Linked DNA regions of Homo sapiens: region 1 is linked to region 2. Evidence: chromatin loops called from intact Hi-C (ENCODE). Cell type or tissue: PC-9. All regions are shown on one strand.

Evidence for each region. Peaks named below come from ENCODE experiments on the same cell type or tissue, not always from the same donor. Only the 100,000 strongest peaks of a DNase experiment are listed, where the experiment ranks them.
Region 1: a loop joins it to region 2, with 11 times the contacts of the local background. A loop is called at or near these places in 2 of 110 quality-filtered maps.

What each region holds. Positions count from the first base shown.
Region 1 is chr22:36,581,477-36,589,476 of GRCh38, reverse strand. CACNG2 (calcium voltage-gated channel auxiliary subunit gamma 2) reads left to right here. Exons shown (of 4, transcript NM_006078.5): 2 at 1,929-2,012. Among named protein-coding and RNA genes, the nearest start is that of EIF3D, 56 kb to the right of the region's middle. In PC-9, no CTCF peak of the experiment used is centred here; DNase peaks (open chromatin) are centred at 3,056 and 3,476; H3K27ac peaks cover 779 bases; H3K27me3 peaks cover 955 bases.
Region 2 is chr22:36,656,792-36,664,791 of GRCh38, reverse strand. The region is part of intron 1 of CACNG2 (calcium voltage-gated channel auxiliary subunit gamma 2); the gene reads left to right. Among named protein-coding and RNA genes, the nearest start is that of CACNG2, 43 kb to the left of the region's middle. In PC-9, no CTCF peak of the experiment used is centred here; DNase peaks (open chromatin) are centred at 4,591 and 4,881; H3K4me3 peaks cover 1,387 bases; H3K27ac peaks cover 2,619 bases.

The sequences.
Region 1 (8,000 bases), 75 kb after region 2:
AATGCTTATATTCCTACGTAGTACGTAAGTATCCCTGTATACTATATACCTGTGTACTATTAGGTTGATGCAAAAGTAATTACGGTTTCACTATTACTTTTGATGGCAAAAACCACAGTTGCTTTTGCACCAACCTAATATATAGGTCTATTTTATACACACACACACATATATATATATATGTCTAGGCTGGGCACAGTGGATTATGCCTGTAATCCCAGCACTTTGGGAGGCCAAGGCAGGCAGATCACTTGAAGTCAGGAGTGGGGGACCAGCCTGGCCAACATGGTGAAACCCCATCTCTACTAAAATACAAAAATTAGCTGGGCATGTTGGTATGTGCCTGTAATCCCAGCTACTCAGGAGGCTGACGCAGGAGAATCACTTGAACTTGGGAGTTGGAGGTTGCCGTGAGCCGAGATCACACCACTGCACTCAAGCCTGGGTGACAGAGTGAGACTCCATTTCAGGGGGAAAAAAAAAAAAAAAAGGTATATGTAATAATACCGTAAAATTCCTAATTAATATCTATGACACATACTAGAATCTGCCCCTATTTTATAAGACATAGTCTCAGGACTGTAGAAGAAAATCATTGCCAACATGTATTGAGGGCTGTATTAATTAGGTCACAGTAGCTACTATGTTGGTGGCTGGACACAGTCAAATTTCATTTCTGTCTCACGTCAATGCCCCCAAGGACTTCCTAAATGTGTCAGGCACTGTTCTGACTACTCAACATGCATCAGCTCAGTGAACCTCCACGACAATCTGCCAGGGAAGAATTCTTGTTATCGCCACTCTCAGGTGAGGACACTGAGTGATGCACAGCTGGACCCAGGCAGTCTGGCTGTGCAACCTGCATCTTACCCACTGTGCATACGCCCCAGCATACACCCAATCTTTCTTCCATTCAGAGAAGGTTAAAGGACATTCACTGTGCCTATGCTGGTGCTGGAGATAAGACAGTGAATGAAACAAAGTCTCTGCTGTCAGGAAGCCGATGCTCTGGTGATTGTAGAGTCTGTGCTACTTATCGGTTTTTAGAAAGGCCACATTCAAGAGTTCACGTGCTCATCAGTGAACACTGGGGAGGACCTGCCTGTGACACTGTGCTGGGATTTGCCCCAGGCCAGTTCTCACCTTCCCAGCAGGCACCGAGGAAACATTTAGAGTCAAAAGATCCTAGTTTCAGCCCTGATTCCGTCATTTCCTAGCCACAAGCACTTGCTCAGATAGTTCAGCCTTTCTGAGCCTCAGTTTCCTCATCTATACAATGAGGATGATAATACCCCCCTCACAGGCCTGTGGTGGAACCAAAATGAGCTGTAGTTCAAAACCCAAAAGTCCAGCCCCCAGGGGGCTCAACTTCCTCCCCACCCCCATATTTATTTCAGAGCAGTTGGCGGCTGGGTTTGGTGAATTCCGTGCGGAATTGCAGATGGGAAAGTGTTTTGCAGGCTCTTCTAAAGGGCTGTGGCAGCATCTGGCAGCACCAGTGCGGGGTGTGTCCCCTTTAGAAAGTGATCTGCTACTTTCTCACATGTAAAATGCAGGATGACTCCCAGCTATGCTGGGGCACAGAGACGGGCTGAGGAGCATTCATCGGCCTCCTGCGTGGCAGTCCCCAGCTCGGAATCAAACCTCCACTGCTGCCAAGCCTCCGCTAATCCTCAGAAGCTTCAGTGCAGGGACAGAAGGCAGCGTTTTGAAGTCGTCGGCTTTAGATCCTCTCTGCAGTACTGCGGGTGTGTGTGTTGTGATTCACCAGGCAGATGTCCAAACGGACAAAGCGAAACCTTCCTTCAGGGGTGAGGGAGAGGGCTGAGTGAGTTTCCAAAGAGCCAGAAGTTGGGAAGAGGCAGGTGGGCCCTAAGCGCCCCCAAAACTATGATGTTTCATGTGCTCCTTCTCCCCTTGTTTTGCAGGGAATTTCAAAGGTCTGTGCAAGCAAATTGATCACTTCCCAGAGGATGCAGATTACGAAGCTGACACAGCAGAATATTTCCTCCGTGAGTGCACACGATTGTTTTTATCTCCCTCCTGGTGGTGGGCCCTGCCCTTCCATCCTTCACAGAGTCAAGGACCAGGCCTACCTAGAGGCCCTCATCACAGCAGAGGGCAGGAAAAAGCTAAGCCTCTCTCCTTTCCGGAGTACAGACCTTCATATGTGCTGTTCCCTCTGCCTGCAATGCCCTTCCCTGCCCGTCTTTGTCTGGCAAACTCCTACTCAGTCGACCTCCAGGTCTCAGCTAAAACATCACCTTCTCCAGGAAGTCCTTCCTGCCTTCTGCATGAGTTCCTAGAGGACGGTACTTTATCATGCTGTAGGGTCCTTGGCTATTTGAGTAACCATCTCCCAACTCTGCTAGGGTATGGACTCACCCTAGCATTCACCATTATATTCTCAGCCCAGTGCTTGGCATGTGATAAGCACTCAGTGAATATTTCTTGAATAATTGGATGAAGTAACCCACCAGGCAGTGCCAGATTGGAACTTCTAATGAAAAAAAAAAAAAGAGAGAGATTTTTTCTTCCCCCGCAAGTCAAGTAAGTCAAAGTTAAATCCTGATGTAACAGCTGCAATCTTAAATCCACCTGAGACATATTATCAAGAGAAAGCATTCTGAGGCTCCAAGGAAATGTCTCAAGTATCAGCAAAAACTAACAAGGCTACCTATTCCCTGAGAAAGGGATTTCCAAGAGAGGGGCTGAGAGTCCTTGAGGCCTGGGACAGCAAAGCCGAGGTTCTCAGGCCATCTCTTTGGAAGGAGGTTTGCTCTCCTCCCAGGAGCAACCCCGCCTCTGCTCCAGGCCCTGCCACCTCCCCTTCCCAACAGCACAAGGACTGCCATTGCCCTCAGATCACTTTTATGAAGCATGTAGGAGGCATTTTATTATATAGATTGCCCCTGTCTCTTTCAATAATTACTTCTCACATCAAGCCCAGCTCTCAGGTCAGCCTGGAATCTGGTTTCATTGAAAAGCCCGTGGAATGTAAAGTCAGCCAGGCAGCTGGGAAGAAAGAGGGAGGGAACACGATGCAATTTTTAGATTCTTTTTTTTAAAGGAAAAAATATCATACCCTGCTCTTCATTTCCTTTTATGAATTCCTTCAAGACGTTGCTCTTAACTGGAATTCCTAAAAGGCCATTTGGTTGTGGTTACCTGTTACCTGCGACTGTGTCTGGGGTGGGGCTGCAGGAGCCCAGCTGTGCGGTAAACGTGGGTTGAGCTCCTTCTGTGTGCTGGATCCTGTGCTCCGTGCTGGGGAGGCCAAGATGGATGGGGCCTGCCCCCAAGAAGAGCACAGCCTGGCAGGGAGGGCCCTTGGAAAAACAGCTCAACTTGGGAGACACAGCATGGCAGAGGTGAGGCCTGAATGTAGAAGGGGGAAGCCAGCAGGCAAAGCCAAGCCCCACACTGGGAGCCACATTCCCGGAGCACAAGGCTCACCAGGTGGAGCTCGAATGATGTCATGCTTTATCTGCTAGGCAGTAAGTGCCTGGGGGCAGAAAACTTGTCTCATTCATTGCTGCCCTTATAACAGCTCAATGAATGCTTTTTGTTAAGAAGAGATAGAGGATTCTTCAGTAGCAATTCCTAACAACTCAATGCCTCCATTTCCTTGTTTTTAAGAAAGAAGAGCATAGAGCATAGAGTATTTGGTTCATTTTGGTGTCCCTGGACAAAAGACTTGGACTCAGATTGGCAACGACAGGATTCTGAAGGTCTGATTTGAGTTGACTTAATCCAACAATATTTTTTGAACACCTGTAGCAGGGGTCGGCAAACTTTTTCTGTAAAGAATCAGATGTTGAATATTTTAGGCTTTGTGGGCCATGCAATCTCTGTCCCATTTACCCAACTCTGCTCTTGTGGCCACTGACAATATGGAGGCATATGTGTGGCTGTGTTACAGTGAAACTTAACTTGATTTACACAACCAGGCAGCAGGCTTCATTTGGTATAGTTTGCTGACCCCTGGTCTATAAAATGCTAGTCCTGGGCCGGAAAACAAAAATAATTCTTTAAAGCTGGAAGACGCAAGTTTCTATCATTCTCTACGAAGTTCTAACCTAGATCTTGAGAGAAGCTGGAAGACGGGGATGATTTTTCTAGAAGGATCCCCTGCCCCCAGTCCCTACCCCCGCTTCTGATTCAGAAGCTCCTCTGGGGCCTCCCTGGCACCCTGCATGTGTCTACAATTCAACCCCGACCACACTTTGCTGCAATGTCACTGGTTCACACTCGGGATCCCCAAGAGACTATGAGCTTCTTGAAGGCAGAGCTATGTCCCATTCATTTCTGCACCCCAAGCACCCAGAAAAGGCCATGGCAGGGAATTTGACCCAAAAAAGCACTTTGATGACTGAGCAATGAAGTGACTGGGTGGGTGAATATGTGAACACTCAAGTAAATCATGGTCTAATGCCCCGAGATCAATGCAAGCAACAGGCTTCCAGAGGAAAACAGCTGGGCCCCCATTCGCCAGAAGTAGGCAGGTGGCTCCCAGAGGTGGGCAGAGCTTAGGCTGAAGGAGGCGGGCTGAGCTGCACCTGGGGTGGAGAGGGCCTGAGTCCACTCCTAGTTAAGGTCTGTCAAACCCATCTGCACCGCTCATCTGCCGCAGGGGAGGCTGTGAGGGGGCAGAAGCAGCTCCTCTCCCTGAGGGCTAGCCATCTGGAGGGAGACCTACAGACCTAATGTTTATGCTGCATGCTGGAATAGAAGGAATCGTGTGGTGCTGAGGGAACCTGTCCCCTAACCCAGACCAGAGGAGGTCCTTCCATAAGAGTTCCCTAGAGAAGGTGGCACCAGAGCCAATTCATTCATTCATTCACTCGAGAGATATTTACTAAGCACTCACTGAGTGCCAGCACTATTGTCAGTCCTGGGGATCCAAGAGTGAACCAAATAAAGAGGGCCAGTGCCTTCGTGAAGGTTACATCCTAGTGTAAGAAACAAGTAATAAACAAGTGTGAAACACCCTGTCCCTGCCCTCTGCACCCTGAGATAGTTTTGTTGTTGTTGTTGTTGCTGTATCTTGCTCTTTCATCCAGGCTGGAGTGCAAGTAATGCCAAACCTCTGCTTCCCGGGTTCAAGCGATTCTCCTGCCTCAGCCTCCCGAGTAGCTGGGATTACATGCATGCGCCACCATGCCTGGCTAATTTTTTTGTATTTTTAGTAAAGATGGGGTTTCACCATGTTAGCCTGGCTGGTCTTAAATTCCTGGCCTCAGGTGATCCGCCTGCCTCAGCCTGCCAAAGTGCTGGGATTACAGGCGTGAGCCACCACGCCCGGCCCCAGCTGAGATAGTTTCTGAGTGGTCTGGGAGGGGTTGGAGAGTGGAGAGTGATGGGGGAGGGGCCAGTGGGTCCTGAGGGCATGTCACTTAGATAAGGTGGTCCCAAAGTTTCCCTGAGTAAAGAAAGGGAACCAGGTAAGAAGATTTCTGGGGAAGAGAGTAGCTGATGGAGAGAATAGCAAGAGCAAAGTCCTTAAAGCAGGCACAGAGCATCATGTTTGAGGATCAGAGGGGTAGCTGGTCTTGCAGGAGCCCAGTGCAGGGGTGGAGTGGGGTCCTACAGCAGAGACAGCAGAGGAACCCAGTCATGTGGGCCTGGGACCAGGGGGAGACCTCAGCTCTCATTCTAAGTGTGATGGGAATGACCGATTTAGACACATCAGCCTGGCTGCTGTGGTAGTGACGGTTGGAAACAGAGGCAGGGAGCCCAGGATGGGGGAGAGGGGGCAACCAGAGTGTAGCCATGGTGATGGTGAGAAGGAAGGAGATGTTTGGGAGACAGAGCTGACAGCAGCAGGGGTGGCCACTGATGGGGCATGGGCCATGGGGCAGGGAACAGATTTCAGGATAGGGACGGAAGTGAAAGGAGAGGGAAGGAGCAGTCAAGCAACTCTTCTTTCTCCCCAAAAAGCAGATTCCAACCCATGTAGAGCATCTCCTAAGGGACTTGGGGCTTGTTTTCCAGGTTCCCAAATAGCTCCTCAATTAATTCTTTTTTTTTTTTCTTTTTTTTTTGAGACGGAATCTTGCTCTGTCACCCAGGCTGGAGTGCAGTGGTACAATCTTGGCTCACTGCAACCTCTGCCTCCTGGGTTCAAGCAATTCTCCTGCCTCAGCCTCCTGAGTAGCTGGGATTACAGGCACCCGCCACCACATCTGGCTAATTTTTGTATTTTTAGTAGAGACGGGATTTTGCCATGTTGACCAGGTTGGTCTCGAATTCCTGACCTCAGGTGATCTGCCCACCTCAGCCTCCCAAAGTGCTGCGAATAGGTGTGAGCCACCATGTCCAGCCCTAAATTAATTCTTCCTGGAAAAGCAGAGGTGTGAGCTGGATGGGGCACAATCCATGCCTTCCGGAGTATTCCTAAACCCAAGACCTCTGCAGCATGAGGAACTGGACCAACCTGAGCCCCACCAGGAACGCACAACGCTTGGGCCCCTTAAATTTCCTATGAAGTCACAAGGTCCATGAAACAGATGTAGCGTCTTCCTTCACTTGTAAGTGTGAGCAATTCACACACTCCACAGATCTTTCTGGAGTGGGCCCCCCTGTATGCCAGGCCCTCTTTGAGGTACTGAGGTTATGGCCCTCAGGGTACTTGCAGTCTGCAAAAAATGAAACTAACAGGTGAATGATATAACATGTTAGACTAAGATAAGCCCTATGGGGAAAAAAGTCAAGCAGGGACGGGGGATGGGGAATTCTAGAGTAGGGATGGGATCAAGAATGAACAGTGGCCAGGCGTGGTGGCGGGTGCCTGTAATCTCAGCACTTTGGGAGGCCAAGGTGGGCAGATCACCTGAGGTTGGGAGTTCGAGACCAGCCTGACCAACATGGAGAAACCCCGTCTCTACTAAAAATACCAAAAAATTTAGCCAGGCGTGGTGGTGCATGCCTGTATTCCCAGCTACTCAGGAGGCTGAGGCAGGAAAATCATTTGAACCCAGGAGGTGGAGGTTGCAGTGAGCTGAGACCATGCCATTGCACTCCAGCCTGGACAACAAGAGCAAAACTCTGTCTCAAAAAAAAAAAAGAAAGAAAGAAAGAGCAAACAGCAAGTGCAAAGGTCCTGGGTTGGGAGCATGCCTGGAATATCTGAGGAATAGGACTGAGCCCCGTGAGACAAGAAGAGAGTGAGCAAGGAAGAGCAAAGGAAGAGCAAGTGTGGAGAGCCTCAAGGACCCTGTGGGTTGCAGCGAGAATTTGGGGGTTTGCTCTGATTGACAGACACCATCTCACTTTTGAACAGGCTCTGGCTGTTGTGTTCATAAGGGACTGAAATCGGACCAGGGCAGAAGCCGACAGAAGAGTTAAAACTCTGTTGCTATAATTTAGGCAGGAGGTGATGACAGCTTGAACCAGAGTGGTAGCAGTGAAGGGGGTGAAATAGGATCAATGTTGAAAATATTTCCAGGGCACCGCACACAGGATTTTCTGAAAGGCTGAATGTGGATTTCGAGACAAAGGAAGGAGGCAAGGATGGTGCCAAGGGGCCGTGCCCATGGGGGAACAACAGGTTGAGACTGGGGCTCAATATCAGACATATTCAGTTAGAGATGCCTGTGGGACTTCCTGGGACAATGTCACGGGCTCGGTATGGACCTGAGGCCAGGGTTCACAGGAGAGGTCCTGGCCAGAGATAGTGAGTTTTCACGTTGTTGGCACGTAGGTGATATTTAAAGCCATGAAACTCAATGAACTCACCGAGGGAGTGGCACAGAGAGAGAAGGGGAGAAGCCCAGACACTAAGCTCCAGGACACCACGAAGGCTTAGGGGCCAGTGAGATGAGGACACTCCAGGAAAGGGGGCTGAGCAGGAGTGGCCAATGAGGTGTCTGGGGTAACTCCCACCATCCTTGCTACACCAGCTGGACTGGGGATGTAGAGCAGAGAGGGAGGACAGAGAATGCCAGAAGAGCATGGCTGGACAGCAGTTCAGAGCTCATCTCCGGGGGTGGAAAGGATGG
Region 2 (8,000 bases):
GATGATGCTTATATGAAAACTCTGTTTTATTACATTGCAGTCTAGCAAGCATAATCGAATTAGACGATGCCTTATTTGAGCACACTTCAGCTAGATGCTTCCTCCCCAACTGCACCACCGCTCTCAGCTCGGGTTTGTTAGTCGGCTTTGAGCAGTGAGTAGAAAGACAGTCGGCCTCAAATCTAGCTTCAGATTCCAGGTCCACAACCCAGTGTGAGGTCTTGGACAGGTTGATCTCCCTGGCATTTAGATCCCTAGCCCGGAAAGGGGTGTAGGTGGTGTCCATCCTCTTTGCATTATAATGCATCCTTAGTGTGATTAACCCTGTGCTGGGCCTGGCACCCAGGGACGCTCTCGAGTGGAATGAGCGTAAGCTTTAGAGAAACAAGGACCTTGCTCATCCTGTTCACTGCTGGAGCCCCAGTGGCTAGAACAGTGCGTCTCATCGAGTAGGCGATCAATAAGCATTTTTGAATGAATGAATAGGCAGAGAGATGAATGGAAGAATGTCAAAATATGCCTCTCCATTTCTCATTCTGTGCGTGTGTGTATGGGTGTGTGTGTGTGTCTGACCTTCTTGGCTCTTAAATCCTTACTATAAACGTTTCAGTTATGTTCTCTCCCCTATATGTACCTTGCAATTCCTGACTCACTAAGTCAGTGGAATTAGGCTTGCATAATATAGGTTTTGCCAGCCACCCTCATGTAATGTCCAGCCATAGGGGAGGAAGGGTGGGAAGATGCATTTAGCCATGTGGTCCAGAGGGGAGCAGCAAGGTATAAAAACAAAGGTGCTCATTATTGGTTGTGCTCCTTAATGAACTCAGGTATGTTCCCTCCTAGCCATGATTTGTGCTCGTCCCTGCAACCGACAGCCTGGTTCCTTCCGAGCCTCTTCAGGGCATCGGTGCCCTTGGTTAGAAACAGGCCCATGTGATCGAGGCCTGTGTCCTGAATTTCCCTGTCTTCCAGCCCCCCACAGATGGGAGCTGGGTTAGGGCTGCCTTGTTCTTGCCCAGGACACAGCGGGTCCCCATGACGCGGTCCTGCTAGACTCTGAACAGTACCAGGCAGTCATCTGAGGCGCCCAGGGATGCTGAGGACTCTGCGAGCGCTGCAAACTCTTTGGATGTCTGCTTCCCACAGCTTGTGGGAGAGGCCCCCTCGCGACGCATTAATAAAGATTAAAGGTCCCTCTAGTTCCTGTGATCTTCACCATGTCAAAGGGAAAGAGTCGTTTTTCTATCCTTCTCTCTCTGTCATTTATTAATATTGCAGGGTTTTGCTCTAAAAAGAAAAAAACTCAGGATGCCTGGAGAAGATGGGTATGCTGAGCGCTTGAACTTTAATATTGCTTTGTCATTTTATTGCTTGCTTGTGTGTGCAGCAGTCATCAGAAATCCAATTTCCCTGAGTATAGAGGGTAGGGGTGGCCCTTTCCTCGAAGTACCCCTTGGCGAAAACCAAAGACCTTTTGACTCGGAGATCCCCAAGTAGTCTTGGTTCACAAAAAGCAGAACTCCCTAAGTGATCACGCTCAAAGGGGAAAAACAGCTACTGGTCAAATCCGTGTTTTCTGAGCACGTCCTCCATGCCAGGCACCGGACCAGGCACCCACCCGTAGACCGACTTGGGCAAGGGTCTCCTCTCAAAGGGCTTGGGCTCCTAATGAGAACTTATCTTAAACCATGGAGGAGGATGGGATCCTGAGATACTTCACTGAGTTCTGTCTCTCTCTCTCTCTTTTTTTTTTAACTCTTATTATTCTAGAAACATATCGTGAGTGTTCAAGTTTCATTCAACAACTATTATTTGATTCCCTGTGTGGTGCAGGGCCCCAGTGATACAGAGATAACTACGCCAAGGTCCAGTAAAAGAGATGAGTAAAAAGAAGTGCATAACCAGGTGTCCCATGGAGAGCTAAAAAGGACTCATCTGAGTTCAAATCCCGGCTCCTCAACCGTGACACAGAAAAAAATAACATCTACGTTGATGAGTTGTAGGGCAAACTGAACGAAAGAGTGTTTGTAAGGGGCATGCACGGTGCCCAGGAGACAGAAAATGTGGAGTCAGTTTACTCCGCGATTATTATGTAGGTGAACACACTCAGGTATAGGTAAGCCCAGGCTAAAGGAGAACCTACCGATAGTGCTTAGGAGGGAAGTCTTCCTGGAGGAGGAGGCACCTGAGTTGAGCCTTAAAGAACACACACAGCTGAGTCAGGCACAGAGAAGGAGACAGACCTTACAGGCAGAGGGAATGCAAAGGCAGAGGCCTGAGTTAGCCTGGCGAGTTTGGGGACAGGTGTGTAATTCATGTCATGATTTCAATGTGTGGGTGGGTGGCAGATAAGAGAAGAGAAGGAAGCAGGGGTCAGGTCAGAAAATGGGATGAAGGAGTGAATGAACTGGCAGATCACTGATCGCTCTGCACCTCAGTTTTCCCATCTGTCAAGTGAGGATGTGATCGCTGTAACCGCTTCACAAGATGGCTTAGAATAGCAATGAGTCAGCCAGGTACAGTGGCTCACACCTGTAATCCCAGCACTTTGGGAGGACGAGGCAGGAGGATCATCTGAGGTCAGGAGTTCGAGACCAGCCTGGCCAACATGGCAAAACCCCATCTCTACTAAAAATACAAAAAAAATTGGCCAGGTTTGGTGGTGTGTGCCTATAATCCCAGCTACTAGGGAGGCTGAGGCAGGAGAATTGCTTGACCTGGGAGGTGGAGCTTGCAGTGAGCTGAGATCATGCCACTGCACTCCAGCCCGGGTGACAGAGGGAGACTCCGTCTGAAAAAAAAAAAAAAAAAAAAAAAAAAAAAAAGAATAGCAATGAGTCCATAGGAAGCAGAACCTGTTATCAACACACCAGCCACAAAGCTGCCTTCAAGAGAATATTGCTAGCCCCATTTTCCAGGTGAAGAAACTGAGGCTCAGAAAAGTGTTAAGAGGCTTGGCCAAGGTTCCATGGGAGTGAGGATGGAGACATTGTTCAAATCCAGGCAGCCTGCTTCCCAGGCCCATGAGGCCACCTTGCCTCCAATCCTAGAGCTTTCGTCCTGTGACAGGTTCTGGACAAGGTCCCCCCACAGCTAGGGGACTGTCAGTCTCGGTTACCCTTTCATTTGTTGACATGCAATGGAGCCAATTACAAAAACTACTCTGCCTTCCACCTCAGATGCTGTGGCCCTTCACCAAGGAGGCCTCCGACAAAACAGATTTGGGATGACAGGATCGCTTAATATGCTCGATGCTCTTAGGAACAGAGCAGGGTTCTGTTTTCAATGGCACACCCTAGGCCCCACACGGTTCAAGTCCACACTGAACCTCCTGACATCCCATTCCCATAAGCATGAGAGAAGTTGGATGATTTGTCCCATGTCACTCAGCCCAGAAATGGCCATGATGGGAGGGCAAGTCCACACTTCTCCCACTTCACCGTGTAATCTCCGACTAAGGAAGAAATAAATATGATTCCATCTAACATGCGATCTCAGGAGGCTGCATGTAAATGTTGCTCCCCAGGTGCTTGGAGGAGCTACAGAGAGTCACACCCCATCGGGTACTGCCTCCGACGTACATGGCAGCCTCAGCTCCCCATTCCACTTCCGGACTCCTCTAGAGACTGATAGGAGACTGAATCCAAGCCTGCTCTCAAACGGTGTGCCTGGGAGGGTCCGAGCACGGAGTTGATTGATTTCACGGTAATAGGGCTTAGCACCAAGGAACCTGCCTGCACTCAGAAAGCATGTGCCGGCACTGACACAGGTCATTGGCATCACAGCCAGAAGTCACTGAATGCCCACAGTACACCAAGCCCTGTGCTGGGTACTGCCACTGTATCTCATTTAATCCTGTAACAATCGTCTCCATTTTTCACATGAGGAAACTGAGGCACAGAGGAGAGTAAGTCATTTATCCCAAGTCACATAGCTAGTAAAGAAGCCATGATTTAAAAAACTTTAGCAGAGTAGGTTGTGAGTGAGGACTGGGATGAGGGAAGGCTCTGGGCTGTTATGGGGCAACCTTGCTTCCACGTTTATCTAACAACCCACACCTCCCAGCCCTGGGTGCTTTCAACTGGGGCACTTTGTGGGTGACAACTGGGTGAAACAGCCAAGCGCACACGCTGCCCCGCCCCGCCCGCCTCACCTGGGCAAGGTGGGGGGCCAGGCTGGTGGAAGGAAGGCCACCACACTGAAAGTAGCAGCGTCTTTGTGTTGAGGGGAGCTCAGCGCAGTGTGCTCAATTCCTCTTGAATCACATTGGCAAGAATTCCAGGAGCAGCGTGGAGTTGCCTTGTGATTTTCCAAGACAGAGAGTGAGAATGGGCTGGAATAAAACCAGCAATCGAAAGCAGCATCGGAAGGAAAACAATGCTGAAATGTGACATATGCCTGTGCGCGCCTGGCACTGGAGGGCTGAAGCCGGGTGAGCAGCCCGCAGAAGCCATGGTCACGGGCCCGGCTCCACCAGCAACTGCCCCCCGGCAAGGGTAGGGGGATTTCCTGTTTGATTTGGAAGGGAATTTGGCAAATATTTGCTGAGCAGCCCCTACATGGTGCCAAGTCCTGTCATGAGCACTGGGGACGGGAGATGACTCAGGCATCCCTGCCCTGCAAGAGCTCACGGCCTAGTGAGGGACAATGACACATAAACACAGAACCACATACAAGAAGGTGGGACAGGTCTGTGCCAGGGAATGAGAGCTGACCTGGGAGGCCCCGGCTTGTGCGGGTACCAGGAGCAGAGTCGTGGGGGGATTGTCCCCATCTGCTCCCCAGAGGAGGCTGGGCAGTCAGTGCAAGCTGGAAGCCACCAGCCACTGGGCTACTGTCCTCCCTGCAGCTCTGGTGGCAGGGAGCCAAGGCGAATGAGTCAGGCTCTTCTAGGGGACTGCTTACTCAGGCAGCCAGAGGCAAGAGGAGCTGTGAGGGCCTCCTCTCGGGGGTGGCAGGCTGGGGGAGGGGCCGCGCAGATATTCAAGGTGTTCCATCTGGCTGCTAAATTCCAGCAGTTGGCACAGGCTGGCATTTGAACACAGGTCTTTCTGATCTCCCAAGCAAAGCCTATCTCAGTACATCAGCATTTCACCTGTGTGCCTGTGTCCCCGCACCATCCCACCCCTGCCATTCCCTCCCTCCCCCGGCCCCAGAATCACCCCAGGTCCTGCTTCTTTGGCCCCACTCCTTCCTGGGGCCAGGTAATCTGCTGCCCCTCAGCCCGGGTCACAGGAGAGAACCTGGGTTTTGAAGCCAGGAAGACTCCACGGCATACCCTTCCTGGATTCATGAACTTGGGCAAGGTAATTTGCCTCTCTGAGCCTCAGTTTCCTCACATGAAATAAGTAACGTGAAACAGCACAGTGTTCACTGTGGAGCAGCCTTTGACCTGGTTAACACACTCCTTCCTCTCCTTTCCCGTCCCTGAGAAGTAGCATCAGGGTCGCCATGGGGGACAGCCCTCTCCCCACTCCCTGACTCCACGTGGCCCTGTCCCAGCCTCTTTTCTGACTTGGTAGGGTCGGAGCTTGTGCTGTGGGAAGACAAGTTGCTGCCCAGGCCCTCACCCACAAGAGGACAGAGCCCCCACCCTCCCGCTTTCCCTTAATAATGCCATAGAAATCTCTCAGCAGGCCTGTGCCTACACCTAGCGGGAAGCAGTTGGTATTTTCAGCCCACACCGTCTTAGACTTCTAAGGGCAGTCAGTTTCCTACCCACTGTGTAATGTGGTATTTCCTCCTCTGACTCCAATGCTTCTCTTGCCAAGCCACATGCTGGAGTGAAAGGGCATACATACACTTCGGAGAGCCACCGTCTGGCGCTCCCTCGGCTCCTATAACCTGCACACCCCTTCCTTCCCTCCCAGCGTCATTGCTGTCCCCACCCCAATACCAGGCTCCATCTTATCTTCAGTCTCTGCAGGGAGCCAGTCCTGACCACCCAACCTAAGGAGTCCCTTCCCCGCACACTCTTGCCCTGTCCCCACACCCCGCCTATTCCCCCTGGAGCACTATTGCCCTCTGTGATTACATTATGGTTTGTTACTTTGTTCACTGTCATCATGCCCACAGATTGAAAGCTCCCTGAGGGCAGGAACATTCCTGCTTTGGTCCCTGCAGTGTACCCAGCACCTGGGCAAGGGCTGGATACAGATGTGTTGAATAAAGGACGGAAGGAATTTAAAAAGAGATGGATGAGGAAGACAGGCTTAAATCCCACCCCAACACTTAGAAGCCCTGAGATAGTAAATTATCTAGCTTCTGAGCTGTATTATCCTTATCTAGAAAATGGGAGAAGTAATAACCACTGGAGGGTTATTTTTAAGGCTTTCTCATGTGTGAAAAGCCCAGCATGCAGTGCGTGCTTCTCTCTGCTCCTCTTCCCTCTCCCAGGCCCCATGGCCTCCCTGATGCCTGTCACTACCTGCCCTTATTGGCGAGAGGAGGACTTTCCCTTAATCATAAGGTAGAATCTGCCTTGATCTTGGATTCTTGTCTTGATCTAAAGTTCACAGTTCCGGGCAATCTTCCTTCAAATAAAGACTAGGGTATTTTCCCTCTATACCTGCCCCCACTCAAGTTCATGGGCCATTATTTTTTCACTCCTGTGGCTTTGTGAGGTCTTTGTTCAGATTTGTTTCCCAGATTGGTTTCTTAACAATGCCCACAGACAACGTCAGCAGCCCTGATGCAAACCAGTACCTGCTGTAATACTTGGTAATGATGCACTTATTATGACAACCTTAGAGGAACATACTGGACAAACCCCCAGAAGTGAAAAGTCTCTAGGCTCATCCCCCAAGACACAAAGCCTGTGCCCACTTCACAGTCTCAGTGAGCCTCTCTACAGCCTCAGACACTCTGGAGAGCTTGGGAGTGAACGGAGATTTTCTTTGCCCCAGCACCATAACCACACTAGGATTTTACTACCTGCCTGGCTCCCGGGGGCTCCAGAGCTCTCTGTGCCTACTCAATATTCTGGAACTACAAGCCTCCACTCCCTGAGCCATAGCAAAGGAAACACACAGACCTCACGACACTTTTGCTCATTACGCCACTGTCCATTTGCGGGCCAATCTTATTGTATCCAGAAAAAAAAAAAGTTCTAGGATTTATAAAAATGAAAACTCTGTAGGTTTTTAAAAATTATAGGCACAGAGTGTAGATCCAGTGTCCAGCCCTATCCAGCATAGGAATCAAAAATTTCTTAAGATGAACTCCTCAATCCAGAGAAGATTTATCCAATAAAAGCAATTCCGGCCCCCGTGTCCTCCAGCCGGGCTCCTGGAGCAACGTGCACACCTCTTCTTCTCCCAGGCAGAGCCCTCCCGAGTCCAGGCCAGGCCCCTCTATCTGACATGGGAGTAGCATGAGCTTTCCAGGGCTGGGACTGTTTTCCTTTGAGGCCGGATTCCATATACCCTTAAGTCTGACCACAAATTATAATCTCCTCTGGTTTCTATCCATTGTGGAACTGAAGACTTGTCTCACTCCTTGGATGCCTGAGTTCTCTTTGTTCAGTTATCCTTCCATGCCCAGAGCCACTGGATCTCTCCGGAAGAAGGCAAAAAGTCAATGTTAATTATCAACCATTAAGATGCAGACATCTCATCCATATACACAATTATCCCAGCACAATCCTAGCAAACATCAGAGACTGAGGCAGGTGCCACATGGAAGCAACCCAACCACTACCTGAGAGAGCTGTCTGCATTTATTCCACAAATCACTGTCGAGCACTTCTGTGTGCCAGATGCTCTTCCGGGCACTGGGATCCAATCATGGACAGAGCAAACAAAAGTCCTGACCCTCATGAAGGGCCCTCATTCTACTGGAGATAGGCAGACAACCAATCGATAAATAAAGCAAAATATAGGTCAGCTGGAGCTGAGTGCTGCAGAGAAGAATTAAACAGGAAGGGGGCCAGAGAGCGTTGGCCAGGAACGCCGCCATTTTAAATGGGGAAGTCTAGGACGCCTCACTGGTAAAAACCCAAA